3 separate regions of the Homo sapiens genome follow, and all the other regions are linked to region 3. The links are chromatin contacts, found by Hi-C or POLR2A ChIA-PET in ENCODE. All regions are on one chromosome and are shown on one strand. Each heading gives the region's core, a stretch centred on a gene start or an enhancer-like site at or near the end of the contact. The rest is flanking DNA. Distances are from core to core; before and after follow the strand shown.

What was found. Hi-C counts contacts between places; a loop is a spot of excess contacts on that map. ChIA-PET counts read pairs that join two places held with the same protein, here RNA polymerase II (POLR2A). Pooled maps may share reads with other maps.
Region 1: a loop to region 3 is called in a pooled map, with 4 times the contacts of the local background. The contact joins the enhancer-like site here to the promoter of MDN1 in region 3. A Hi-C loop is called at or near these places in 2 of 37 single-sample maps with no recorded cell type and 9 of 50 pooled maps. POLR2A ChIA-PET finds 5 or more read pairs at or near these places in 1 of 52 experiments (activated CD4-positive, alpha-beta memory T cell).
Region 2: a loop to region 3 is called in a pooled map, with 3 times the contacts of the local background. The contact joins the enhancer-like site here to the promoter of MDN1 in region 3. A Hi-C loop is called at or near these places in 2 of 37 single-sample maps with no recorded cell type and 9 of 50 pooled maps. POLR2A ChIA-PET finds 5 or more read pairs at or near these places in 1 of 52 experiments (MCF 10A).

The regions. Positions count from the first base shown.
Region 1 is chr6:89,296,492-89,300,446 of GRCh38, forward strand. It overlaps GABRR2 (gamma-aminobutyric acid type A receptor subunit rho2), which reads right to left. Exons shown (of 9, transcript NM_002043.5): 2 at 3,268-3,374. Among named protein-coding and RNA genes, the nearest start is that of GABRR2, 17 kb to the right of the region's middle. RefSeq lists enhancers at 838-2,037, 1,423-1,732, 2,159-2,228. Within about 2 kb of position 2,445, at least 17 of the 41 ENCODE cell types and tissues checked have a DNase peak (open chromatin) inside an H3K27ac peak, as active enhancers do.
Region 2 is chr6:90,348,646-90,353,144 of GRCh38, forward strand. All of the region lies in intron 5 of LOC105377891 (a long non-coding RNA gene), which reads left to right. Among named protein-coding and RNA genes, the nearest start is that of MIR4464, 38 kb to the left of the region's middle. Within about 2 kb of position 2,211, at least 4 of the 41 ENCODE cell types and tissues checked have a DNase peak (open chromatin) inside an H3K27ac peak, as active enhancers do.
Region 3 is chr6:89,818,043-89,822,503 of GRCh38, forward strand. It overlaps MDN1 (midasin AAA ATPase 1), which reads right to left and starts at 1,752. Exons shown (of 102, transcript NM_014611.3): 1 at 1,464-1,752. The coding sequence starts at 1,565. RefSeq lists enhancers at 1-209, 210-829, 1,406-1,795, 1,450-2,069, 2,070-2,689.

The DNA.
Region 1 (3,955 bases), core at 1,195-3,694, 520 kb before region 3:
GGAAGGAGGAGTGGCCCCCACCTATACTGTGGTGGCTGAGATCTTGACTTCTATGGAAGGTGATGCCTCTTTCCTTAGCAGCTTCCCCAAAGTCAGAGCCCTCCCCAGGGTCAGAAGCTTACCCAGGCAGGGGCAGGGAGCAGTCCTGACCCTCTACGCTCTGGAGGGCCCCACAGAAGGGCCCAGCAGATGCAGTGGTCACACCACAAGGAGTCCACTTTCCTCCTGGAACTGGCTTGAGGAAGGAGCAGCGTGATGGGGACTGTGGCGTGTTGCAGCATTCTGCTCAGAGTCAGGGTTTCTGGGAACATGGCAGGATTTCATCTGCCGTTCCAAGAGCTAGCTCCTGGTGGGAGCATTTTCATAAGGCTTTCGCTTTTGCAGCTGATGTCACAAAAGAAACCTAAGTTCTGCCTCTGGCTGTTCGGTGGCCATCACCTAACTCCTTGGACCCCAGGCTCTTCTTCTACATACTGAAGGTACTGACCAGGTGATGGCCCAGGCTCCTGATAGCATCACTAGCCTTGGGTAAAAAGGTACAACACATTGTTCGGAATAGCACCCACACTCGGTGCACACCCACAAAAGACCACACTGAGGCACGGCCACGTTATGACTTTTGAGGACCCTGGGCACTTTTGCTTCATGGGCCTCTTCCTCTATAAAAAAATATCAAAAAGCATATTTTATGATTGTGTTGGTTTAATGATGAACATATTAATAGTATATATTAAAACAACTTCTGCTTAAAAGTTTGTTTTTCTTATTTTAAGATAAAGCAAAAACATTTTGTTGTGGGCCCCAGGCAGTGTGCCTATGCCGCCTAATGAATATGTCAGCTCTGCGCCAAGACATGCAAGTAGGAGACAAGAAAGGGACCCAGCTAGGAGGGGGGTCCAACCTCAGCTGACCTGGGACATTTACTTCACCTCTCTGTGCCTCAGTTTCCTCATCTGGGGACAATAATAGTATCTACTTTGTAGAACTGATGAGAGGATTAAAATAAGATTACATATATATATGTACCTTGATTAGAATGGTGCCTGGCATAAAAAAAAATCCCTATGAAAGTGGTAGTTGTGGCTGGGCACAGTGGCACACGCCTGTAATCCCAGCACTTTGGGAGGCTGAGGTGGGTGGATCACTTGAGGTCAGGAGTTCAAGACCAGCCTGGCCAACATGGTGAAACCCTGTCTCTACTAAAAATACAAAAGAATTAGGCATGGTGGTGCATGCCTGCAATCCCAGCTATTCAGGAGGCTGAGGGAGGAGAATCGCTTGAACCTGAGAGGCAGAGGTTGCAGTGAGCTGAGATTGCGCCTCTGCACTCCAGCCTAGGTGACAAAGTGAAACTCCGTCTCGAAAAAAAAAGTGGTAGTTGTCATGCATGTTATTGTTGGTTATTGTGTTTCCTAGCCACTGTACGCCTCTATGCTCTTAACTGTTGCTGTGCAAGAAAAGTGGAGCTTCTTGCTTTTGGGGACGCCTTGCTTAGACTTCCTGGAGCAGATGTAGCTATTTTAAAGCTGCTTATTAGTATAACTTTATTTTCGTAAAATTCCTTGGCAGGCTTGCCCATGACGAATCCCCGAGGAAACCCAAGAGCTACCAGAAATATGGTGGCCTCTTCTTGACCTTCCGTGGGCGTCAATCAGGTTGCGGTTGGAAGGGAGATGAGTCACAGGCCTGTAATCTGCCACCTGCTTTTCTCCTTCTGCTTAGCAGGTGTCAGAGCTCAGGGAATTTAGTGGGAGGCTTTGAGGCCTTTTAAAATGCATAGGCTTCTGGGATAAATTAATTTCTTAATCCCTTAACAGTCACACAAGAGGAAGGTCTGGCAGCTGGGTTTTTCAGAGGGGACAGGAACAAATGTCTGTCAGGGGTTTTACATACATTATCTTGTTTAATCTGGACAACAACCCCATATGTGGGGATTACTCTCCCCATTTTATAAACAAACAAATGGAGGCTCAAAGGATTGGTGACCTGCCTGGAGGTCACAGCTACTCCTTTTTACTGCCCCAGAATGATAGGACCTACTAGAGGATCAAGGGCAGAGAAAAAGGAAAAAGGGAAGCCAGCCCGCCTGGGTCTGTCTTGGCCAAGGTTCATCAACTGAAATTCTTGGTGCCTCAGTTTCCCCAAGAGGAGAGGAAAGTTGGCCCAGGGATCTCATACATTCTGCTATTCTTACCCCACTCTCTGCCTAGTCAGAGCAGATGACTGATTCCTTTCCCAGCTGCTATGGCCTGAATGTTTATGTCCCTGACAAATGTGTATGTTGCAATCCTAACCCGCAATGGGATGGTACTAGGAAGTGGGCCTTTGGAAGGTGATGAGATCCTGAGGGTGGAGCCCTCACCAGTGGGATTAGTGCTCTTAGAAAAGAGGCCCTAGAGAGCTGCCTTGCCCCACCCACTATGTGAGGTTACAGTGAGAAGGCACCGTCTATGAACAGAAAGTGGGCCCTCAGCACACATGGAAACTGTTGGCACCTTGATCTTACTTCCGGCCCCTGGAAACATGAGAAATACGTTTCCATTGTCTATAAACTGCCCAATCTATGGTGTTTTGTGTGAAAGCCAGAACTGACTAAGACACTGTCCACCTTCTCCATAGCATTTCTCTAGTTCCTGGGAAGGACACCCACTGGCCATGCCTCCCCTCCCTGACCCCAAGACTAACAGAGCACCTTTGGGGGCAGGTGTGCAAGAAATCTTTGTAATGAGTTAAGCTCTTGTTGCTGCACTGGAAAACAGGTGACTCCATCAAAACAGCAAACTCCCAGGTAGTCATGGCAACAAAGTTGCAATGCCTTGTTCAGAATTCCACTCACACCCAGACACACACACATGCCAAAATAGTGCAGAGGGAGGGCCACACTAGGACTTTTGAGGATCCTGGGCACCTCTGCCTTCATGGGCCTCTTCCTCTATAAAAATGACAGAGGAGCTATTTTGTGTCCTGATTCTCCTTGCCTGCTCTTATATTTGTAGGACAAAAAAGTTGGCAGCTGCAGGGCCTGTCTCCTTTGTGAATGTAAATGGCTTAGTCACTGGTGGGCCCTCTTTAGTCAACGGCCCTCTCCACTACTTCCTGCTCTTTTCTCCTTGGGAAAATTAGGGACTCAGGAAATGGAGTCAGATTTATGTGAGTGGGAAAATTGCACCATCTGAGGAAGCGCTGTGCCAGAGGGAGCCAGAGAGGGCAGCACATCACATCCCTGGGGCCAACCTCCCACCTGGCATCAAGGAAGAACAGTCCTACCTCCGAAGGCGGGTCTCATGCTGAAGTCGTGCTCGTCCACTCTGAGAAGCTGCTGAGGCTTTCCCTTCCGGATCTTGGTCACATCAAGGTTCTTCTTATATAAGTGACTGTGAAGACAAGCAAGAAACTATTTTCCATCGGCTCTTCAATGCATTGAGTGAGATGATTTGGGCTATTACTCCCTGCAAGATCTACCTGTTAGGTACCTTTTCTCCATTCTACTTCTTGGCCCAGGGGAGAAGGAGGGCTGAAGGACCCTCCACACACACGCCAGATCCTCACAGGTAGACTGACCTGAGGACCAGGTTCTTCTGGAGCCTTCTGAAAGTGGATGCCCTCCTGGGCAGGACAACATTCTACCTTGGTAAAGGCTATAATTGGATGAAAATGGTTGGATTGGCTGCTAGCTAGACTAATAAAGAAGAAAAGGGAGAAGATCAAAATAAACACAATTAGAAATGAGAAAGGGGGCTAGGTGCAGTGGCTCACACCTGTAATCCCAGCACTTTGGGAAGCTGAGGTGGGCAGATTGCTTGAGGTCATGAGTTTGAGACCAGCCTAGCCAACATGGTGAAACCCCATTTCTACTAAAAATACAAAAATTAGCTGGGCATGGTGGCACACACCTGTAGTCCCAGCTACTCAGGAGGCTAGGGCACAAGAATCACTTGAACCAAGGAGACGCAGG
Region 2 (4,499 bases), core at 961-3,460, 530 kb after region 3:
ATATCTAATTGCTCATACATGGATGGGAAGTGTGGGAAAACTGGCTGGGAAAATAACAGCCAAGTTCATGTCATCCATCCTTCCCAATGAACCCTTGACTCCACTGTCATAGCCATGAATAAACTCCTTCCAGAGCCAAAGTCTTACGTGGGCATCTGATTGACTGAGTCTAGGTCATCTTCGTAAGCCCTGGATTGTAGTGAATTACAGGAGGGAAATCAAGGTTGGGTGTCCTGGCTCATGCCTGTAATCCCAGCACTTTGGGAGGCTACAGAAGGAGGATCCGTTGAGCCCAGGAGTTCAAGACCAGCTTGGGCAATGTAGTGAGACCTCATCACCATTTTAAAAATTAGCCAAGTGAGGCAGTGTGCACCTGTACACCTAGCTACTTATAAGGCTGAGGTGGGAGAGGATTGCTTGAGCCCAGGAGTTTGAGGGTGCAGTGAGCTTTGATAGCACCACTGCATTCAAGACTGGGCAGCAGAGCAAGACACTGTCTCTAAAAGAAAATAAATAAATAAATGGGGGACATTTTAACTCTTTTATTGTTTAACTCAGCCCCTTTTAACTTTTACAGAGGGACAGATGGGGCTGTGTCTCCCACTAGGACCTACACTCTTGGTGATATTCTGAATAAGGAAGAGCGGCCAGATGCTGGACAGTGAAGGCAAACTTCCATCATGCTTCTTCCTCATCTTTCAAAGAGTCCAAGACAGGGACTCATATGCCTGCACTGTTATTCTGAGTTAGCCTCTTGCTCTCATTGCTGGTTAAGCTGGAGTCCTTAGTTCTGGCTTTGATAGTGAGCTCATCCTTCATATTCAACACATTACCAAGTTCAACCATCAACATTTACTTCCACCACAGTTCACTTCTGCCCTTCTCTATTTCCATACCCCTAGTCCAGAAGTTCTCAAGCTTTAGGGTACATGATAATCAACTGGAGGAGTTGTTAATATACCTATCTCTGGCTCTCATCCTCAGAGTTTCTTTCTTAAAACTTATTTTTAGAGACAAGGTCTGGCTCTGTCTCTAAAAATAAGGCTAGAGTGCATTTGCAAGATCACGGATCACTGCCACCTTGACCTCCCAGAGTAAAGCAATCCTCCTGTCTCAGCCTCCTGAGTAGCTGGGACTACAGGTGTGAACCATCACACTTATTTTTGTCTAGATGGGGTCTCAGTATGTTGCCCAGGCTGGTCTTGAACTCTTGGGCTCAAGTGATCCTCCTGCCTTGGCTTCCTAAAGTTTTGGGATTACAGGTGCCAGCCATTGTGCCTGGTCTCTCTCAGAGTTTCTGATTCAGTGGGTCTGGGGTAGGGCCTGAGAATTTGCGTTTATAATAAGTTGCTGGATGCTGCTGCTGCTGGTCCAGGGGCCCCACTTTGAGAACCACTTTCTTGGTCTGAGCCATCATCATCACTTATTTGGACTATCACTTTGGCTTCCTAACTAATCTACTTCCACTTTTACCTGCATTCTCCTTACAGCAGCCAGAATGATCTTTCAGAAGTGTAAATCATATCATGTCTTTCCCTGATTAAAACTTTTCAGCGGCTTCTGATCCCCTCCTTAACATGGTCTGTGAGGCCCTGCAAGACTTAGCTTCTGCCAGCTCCACAAACCCACCTCACCAGCTTCAGCTACTCTGCCTTCTGTTCTCCCACCTCTGGAATGCTTGACCTTCTAGGGGAGACTGGCTGGCCCTTTCTCATCCTTGAAGATTAAGCTCAGATATTACCCTCTTCTAAGGCAATCCTTGAACACCCAGTCTGAAGTGGCCTCACCCTTGTTTTTTCCCTTCATTGTAGTTATCACAATATTAATTATCTTATGTATTTGTTATTCTATTTATTGCTGTCTCTTCCACTAAGATTGTAAGTTCCTTGAGGGCAGGGTCCTTGTCTTCTCAGTCTTCCTAGCACCTTCTATAGTGTCTGGCACAGCAGTAAGAACTCAATAAATATTTGGGGAATAAATGTATCTGTATTTGCTTGAAATGGACAAGTGATATGGTTTGGCTCTGTGTCTCCAACCAAATGTCATGTTGAATTGTGATTCCCAGTGTTGGAAGAGGGACCTGCTGGGAGGTGATTGGATCATGGGGGCAGATTTCCCCCTTGTTGTTCTTGTGATAGTGAGTGAGTTCTCATGAGATCTGTTGGTTTAAACACGTGTGGCACTTCCCTCTTTGTGCTCTCTCTCTCACTCTCTCTCTCTTCCTCCCTCCCTCCCTCTCCTCTGCCACCAGATGACGACATACTTGCTTCCTCTTCACCCTTCTGCCGTAATTGTAAGTTTTTTGAGGCCTCCCAACCATGCTTTATGCTTTCTGTACAGCCTGAGGAACTGTGAGTCAATTAAACCTCTTTCCTTCATAAATTACCCAGCTCAGGTAGTTCTTTATAGCAGTGTGAGAACAGACTAATACAACAAGGTTCACGTATTTTTCCTGTAAGGCCCCCAAAGTTCTGCATACATCAGTGGATGCAAATAGATGCTTTGAGGAGGAATATCACCATCTCCAGCTGTCAGGCTGATCGAGTCTGATTGGCACCCACTAGGATTTCCCTTACACATGTAACATGTGGGCTGCTGGAGGCAAAGGTAATGTTTAGTAGACCTCATTCCTCATATCAGATCCAACCTTCCTTGTCATCTCTTCTGACTGTCTTTCTGTTTCTGCTGGTTTGCTCAGAGCCTGTCACTGCAGCACCTAATCAGGCCGATCTCTTTAGCACTGACCTAGTCTGGTGTTGGACTTCTCTCCTTGTTATCAAAACATACCTCCCTCTTTCCTCAGTTCATGAAGTTGGAAGACACTTCTCTGCTACTGTGTGGTGATGGGGGCGTTAGTGGGGTAAACAGTTTAACTGTTTTAACTTCATTCGTGGTTAAGAGGTACCAGGGGCCCTCTGATAATAAAACACAGCTAAGATGTATCTAAGGCTTATAGAAAGCAACAATAAACCATTTTTGACTGTGCAGGAATTTAAGTTTTTATATAAGAATATACTTCATTTTGGATTTTGTACAAAGATTTAACATGTTGAAATTTTAAAATATTATTTGAATAGTAAGGTTGTGAAATCATACAAAGTGAAATTTAAAAGATCCTGAAAAACAAGTTGGAAAATAGCTTTATATTGATCAGCCGAGAGTTTGACATTTGCCTCTTTGACATGGCATATACTGATGCAATAGGAAACATTGCATTACCACACAAAAAAAGTTTATTTACAGACCTCAGAGTTGCATTCAGTAACATTCTTGGCCAAGATCAAAACGTGGAACGTTTTTTCCATTCAGAAAAGCAGAATCACTTAGCCTGAGTCATGACTGCCCACTTTTTCCCATATGGTTGAAATACTGTCTGTTGGCTGAGGTTGACAATTTAAAGACTTTGTGGCTGATTAGTTCTAACTATGGTAGCAATTGAGAAAGGTAACGTTAGGTACTATTAAGAAGGAGATATCTGGCTTGTTGAAAAATACAAATCAAACACTGTAGCAAATATTTGGTAAGGGAGAAAAAAGCTGAAATAATGAAAACTGGCTGGCATCCCCAGTACCTCTCTCCCCATCCAATAATCACAAATCCCCCTGATTCTTTCTTTGTCTGGCTCTTAGAGTTAACACATTCTATCTGTTTTAAAAGTTCACACCCTAGTCTGGTGCCTGGCATTGATTCAAGCTTCTCTGCCTCATGGCTATTGATCAGTCTTCTTAGAGCAACATTTTTATAGCCCTCCCTTCTGATCAAGATTTGTCTCTGGGGATAGTAGGCAAACTCCCACTCCCTGGTATGGCATCAATAACCCTACATCACATGTGGTTTTTAAAATTGTAGTAAAACATACATAACAGAAAAGTTAACATTTTAACAATTTCTAAGTCTATAATTCAGTGGCATTAAGTACATTCACAATATTGTGGAACCATCACCACTATTCATTTCCAGAACTTTTTCATCATGCCAAACAGAAACTCTGCACTCATTAAACAATAACTCCCCATTCCTCCTCCTCTATCCCCTGGTAACCTCTATTCTTTCTGTGTCTATGGATTTGCCTATCTAGGTACCTCATATAAATGAAATCATACAATATTTGTCATTTTGTGTCTGGCTTATTTTAACTTACGTACTGTTTTTAAGGTTCATTCATGTAGCACATATCAGAATTTCTTTTTTTCTTTTCTTTTTTTTTTTTTTCTTGCTCTGTTGCCCAGGCTGGAGTACAGTGGCATGATCATGACTCACTGCAACCTCTGCCTCCTGGGCTCAGGTGATCCTCCCACCTCAGCCTTCCGAGTAGCTGGGACCACAGGGACAACCACGTCCAGCTAATTTTTGTATTTTTTTTTTTTTTTACAGATGAGGTTTCACCATGATGCCCAGGCAGATCTTGAACTTCTGGGTTCAAGTGATCCACCCACCTTGGCCTCCCAAGGTGCTAGGATTACAGGTGTGAGCCATCGCACCTGGCCCCAGAATTTCAT
Region 3 (4,461 bases), core at 502-3,001:
CGCTGTGGCTCATGCCTGTAATCCCAGCACTTTAGGAGGCCAAGGCGGGTGGATCACCTGAGATCAGGGGTTTGAGACCAGCCTGACCCACACAGTGAAACCCTGTCTCTACTAAAAATACAAAATATTAGCCAGGCATGGTGGCGCACGCCTGTAATCCCAGTTACTCGGGAGGTTGAGACAGAAGAATCGCTTGAACTCGAGAGGCGGAGGTTGCAGTGAGCTGAGAGGGTGGGCCATTGCACTCCAGTCTGGACGACAGAGCGTGCCTCCGTCTCAAAAAAAAAAAAAAAAAAAAAAAAAAATTTAGGCCGGACACGGTGGCTCACTCCTACAATCCCTGCACTTTGGGAGGCCAAGGCGGGATGATCACTTGAGCCCAGGGGTTCCAGACCAGTCGGGGCAACAAAGGGGGACCTTACAACTACAAAAAAAAAATTTTTTTTTTAATTAGCCACACCTGGGACCCAAGTACCTGGGACCACACTCACCTGTCCCGTGGCTCACGCCTGTAATCCCAGCACTTTGGGAGGCTGAGGCGGGTGGATCACGAGGTCAAGAGATCGAGACCATCCTGGCCAACATGGTGAAACCCCGTCTCTACTAAAAATACAAAAAGTAGCTAGGCATGGTGGCGCTCGCCTGTAATCCCAGCTACTGAGAGGGTGAGGCAGGAGAATCGCCTGAACCCGGGAGGCGGAGGGTGCAGTAAGCCGAGATCGCGCCACTGCACTCCAGCCTGGCGACACAGCGAGACTCCGTCTCAAAAAAAAAAAAAAAGTGTCTTCAACTCAGATAGAAGGAGTCAATGAGAAGGTTCTTAAAAGCCCGAAGACCTATTTCCCAGAAAACTCTAATTAACCTTATAATTTGTATAGTTAGTTACAGTGAGTATGAGCTGTCTTGCTCTGTACTTCAGCTGTTGTAAGTGTTTACGAACTGTCTCCAAAAACAGATGCAAATTTCCCTCATGGCAGAGATCGTAACGAATTTATCTATCCACTTTCTCACAGCGCCACACCGTTCCTTACGCACAGCAGGAATGCAATCAGTATTTGTCGATGGTTCCCCAAACTAACAGGAGTGGCTGCACTACGCACACTTAGGTGATACGTACACTTGTCAAAACGGCAGAAACGCAACCTCAATTTCAGAAAAACAAACCACATTCCTTTGGGAAGGCCACCTCTGCCACAAGCAGCCAAAGCGCTTGCATAGGGGTGAGAGGCGATGGGAAGGGTACTGGAAGGCTCCCCCAGATAAAAACAAAAGACTCCTTCCAATCGCCTCAAACACGCTCGGAAACCTCCACGACCTGCGCCAGCCCACAGGAGGGGGCCAGCTTGACCTGAGGCTGCACCACTCCCCACTTAAAGCGGCGAGTATCGGCGGGGGAGCGCAGGAAGCTTACTAGTGGGGCGACCCAGTCGTTCCGGCGCTTTCCCTCTCCCTTCACGTCTTACCTGCTTGGCCAAGAACCTGCCCAACTCACTGCGGCTCTTCTCGTTCTTGGCTGCGATTAACCGCAGCGGCGCGGCTGCCACCTCCAGCAAGAAGTGCTCCATGACCCAGGGCCCTCACCCCGAGCGGCCACCTGCGCTCCCTACTTCGCGGCCAGCGTCCCCAAGCCGCCGAGGTCCCAGTGCCCGAGCAGCCAGCAACTACGCCCGCAGGAAAGGCGTCCTCAGCTCCAGCGCCTACACCGGGAGAGGGGCACCACACGTGGGTGAGCACACGGCGTTTGACGTCATCAGCTCGGGACGGCTACGCTGCGCCCTCCCGGCCTCAGCCCCTCAGCGGCGGAAACGCCAGTCTTCGCTGTCCCGCCTTTTCCGGGAGGGAAATGGAAACAAAAATCTAGTCGGTTTGGATGCAGGAGTGATGGGGACTCGCGAACACAGCACGTGGTGGGACAGAAAGAAGAGTGCGTTAGGCCGGGGAGGAAAGAGGGGGCGTGTGAGTCTCAGCCCACCGTGCCTTGCTTCTGCCTTAACACACGGAAAGATCAGATGTGAGAGAAAAGCTGATTCTCGGCCGGGCGCGGTGGCGCATGTCTTTATCCCAGCATTTTGGGAGGCCGAGGAGGGCAGATCACTTGAGGTTAGCAGTTCGAGACCAGCCTGGGCAACATGGTGAAACCCCCTTCTCTACTAAAAATACAAAAATTAGCCGGGCGTGGTGGCGCGCGCCTGTAGTCCCAGCTACTCGGGAGGCTGAGGCAGGAGAATCGCTTGAACCCGGGAGACGGAGGTTACAGTAAGCCGAGATCGTGCAGCTGCACTCCAGCCGCGCGACACAGCAGACTTTTACTGTCTCAAAAAAAGAAAGAAAAGCTGATTCTCCCCTTCTTGTTAGCGGTGGCAGTTACCCCCTGTATAGGTAGGGGTCAGCAGTAACCTTAGTTCTTGCCTCCTCAGAAGAAATAATTCCACGAAGGGCATAAGGCAGGATAGACCTAGACAAGTTTCAGAATAGAAGTAAAAGTTTATCAAAAAGCTTTAGAACGGGACGGAAAGAAAAGGAGGAAAGTACAACTTGGAAGACTGCCAAGCAGGCGACTTGAGAAACCAAGTGCGCAGCTTGACCTGTTGACTTGAAGTTTTATATGTTGGCATACTTTGGGGAACTTGCATTGCTTCTCCCCACTCCTGAGATCTTACTGGGAAGCTACTGATCAGTTTCAGGTGTTTTCTATTAGGAGACTGCCTTTCGCTGGCCCCGGTGAACGTTAGAGAAACAGTTAAGAACCGCCTGACCATCGTTTGATTGTCACCCAATAGTCCTGGTATGTGTGGGGTGGGGAGCGCTCTCCTGTTCTGCTCATACCTAACTAGTTAACATTCTGCCCCAGCAATTCCCCTTGTAGGACTCTAGCCTGCGGAAATCCTCACTAAGTGTGACAAAGACACCCCTTGCAGTTTTCTTAATACAGATATTGGAAGAAAATGTTCAATTGGGAATATTAAACTATGGGGTGTAAGTTATAGCATATTCTGGAAGTCATAAAAAATAGTAGAGTCCATAACATTAAAAGTGCACTTGTGGGCTGGGCGCAGTGGCTCAAGGCAAGGCAGGCAGATCACGAGATAAGGAGTTGGAGACCAGTCTGGCCAACATGGTGAAACCCTGTCTCTACTAAAAATACAAAAATTAGGGCTGGGTGCCTTGGCTCACGCCTGTAATCCCAGCACTTTGGGAGGCCGAGGCGGGCAGATCACCTGAGGTCAGCAGTTTGAGACCAGCCTGACCAACATGGTAAAACCCTGTCTCTACTAAAAATACAAAAATTAGCCAGGTGTGGTGGTGCATGCCTGTAATCCCAGCTACTCAGGAGGCTGAAGCAGGAGAATCGCTTGAACTCAGGAGACGGAGGTTGTGGTGAGCCGAGATCGTGGGATTGCACTCCAGCCTAGGCAACAAGAGCGAAACTCCGTCTTTTTTTTTTTTTTTTAAGTGGGGCCAGGCGTGGTGGCTCACGCCTGTAATCCCAGCACTTTGGGAGGCCAAGGCGGGCAGATCACCCGAGGTCGGGAGTTTGAGACCAGTCTGGCCAACATGGTGAAACCTTGTCTCTACTAAAAATACAAAAAGCTGGGCATAGTGGTGGGCGCCTGTAATCCCACCTACTCAGGAGGCTGAGGCAGGAGAATAGCTCGAGCCCGGGAGGCGGAGGTTGCAGTGAGCGGACATCGTGCCAGTGCACTCCAGCCTGGGCGACAAGAGCGAAACTCTGTCTCAAAAAAAAGAAAAAGACAAAAAAAAAAATGTAGTTATGTAGTGATAATGCACCCTGGCAACTATTCTCAGGAATCTGTTGAAAGAGATGCGCCCTGAAAAAGGAGGATAAAACCAAGAAAGAAGACGACACGGGATCCAGGAAATAAGAGATTTAGCACAGAAAGAAAAAGTAAAATAACCCTGTCGATCGTAATCCTAATCCACGGGATTATTTTACTTTTAAGTGTTTAAAGTTAAGGGAAATCCCGGAACTTTCATCTGGGCAGCAGCAGGAAGATGAACAGCTCTAGGGTGATTAAATTAATAGAACAGGTTAGTGGTTGCCTGAGTTTGGGATTAGAAGAGAAGACAATGTAAACAGCCAGGAGGCAAAATTTGGGGGTAATAAAAATCTAAGACTGGGCAGGGCACAGTGGCTCAAGCCTGTAATCTCAGCACTTTGGGAGGCTGAGTCGGGTGGATCACAAGGTCAGGAGTTCAAGACCAGCCTGGCCAAGATGGTGAAACCCCATCTCTACTAAAAATACAAAAATTGGCCGGGCACGGTGGCTCACACCTGTAATCCCAGCACTTTGGCAGGCCAAGGCGGGCAGATCACCTGAGGTCAGGAGTTCGAGACCAGCCTGGCCAACATGGTGAAACCCCATCTCTACTAAAAATACAAAAATTAGCCGGGCGTGGTGGCACGTGCCTGTAGTCCCAGCTATTTGGGAGGCTGAGGCA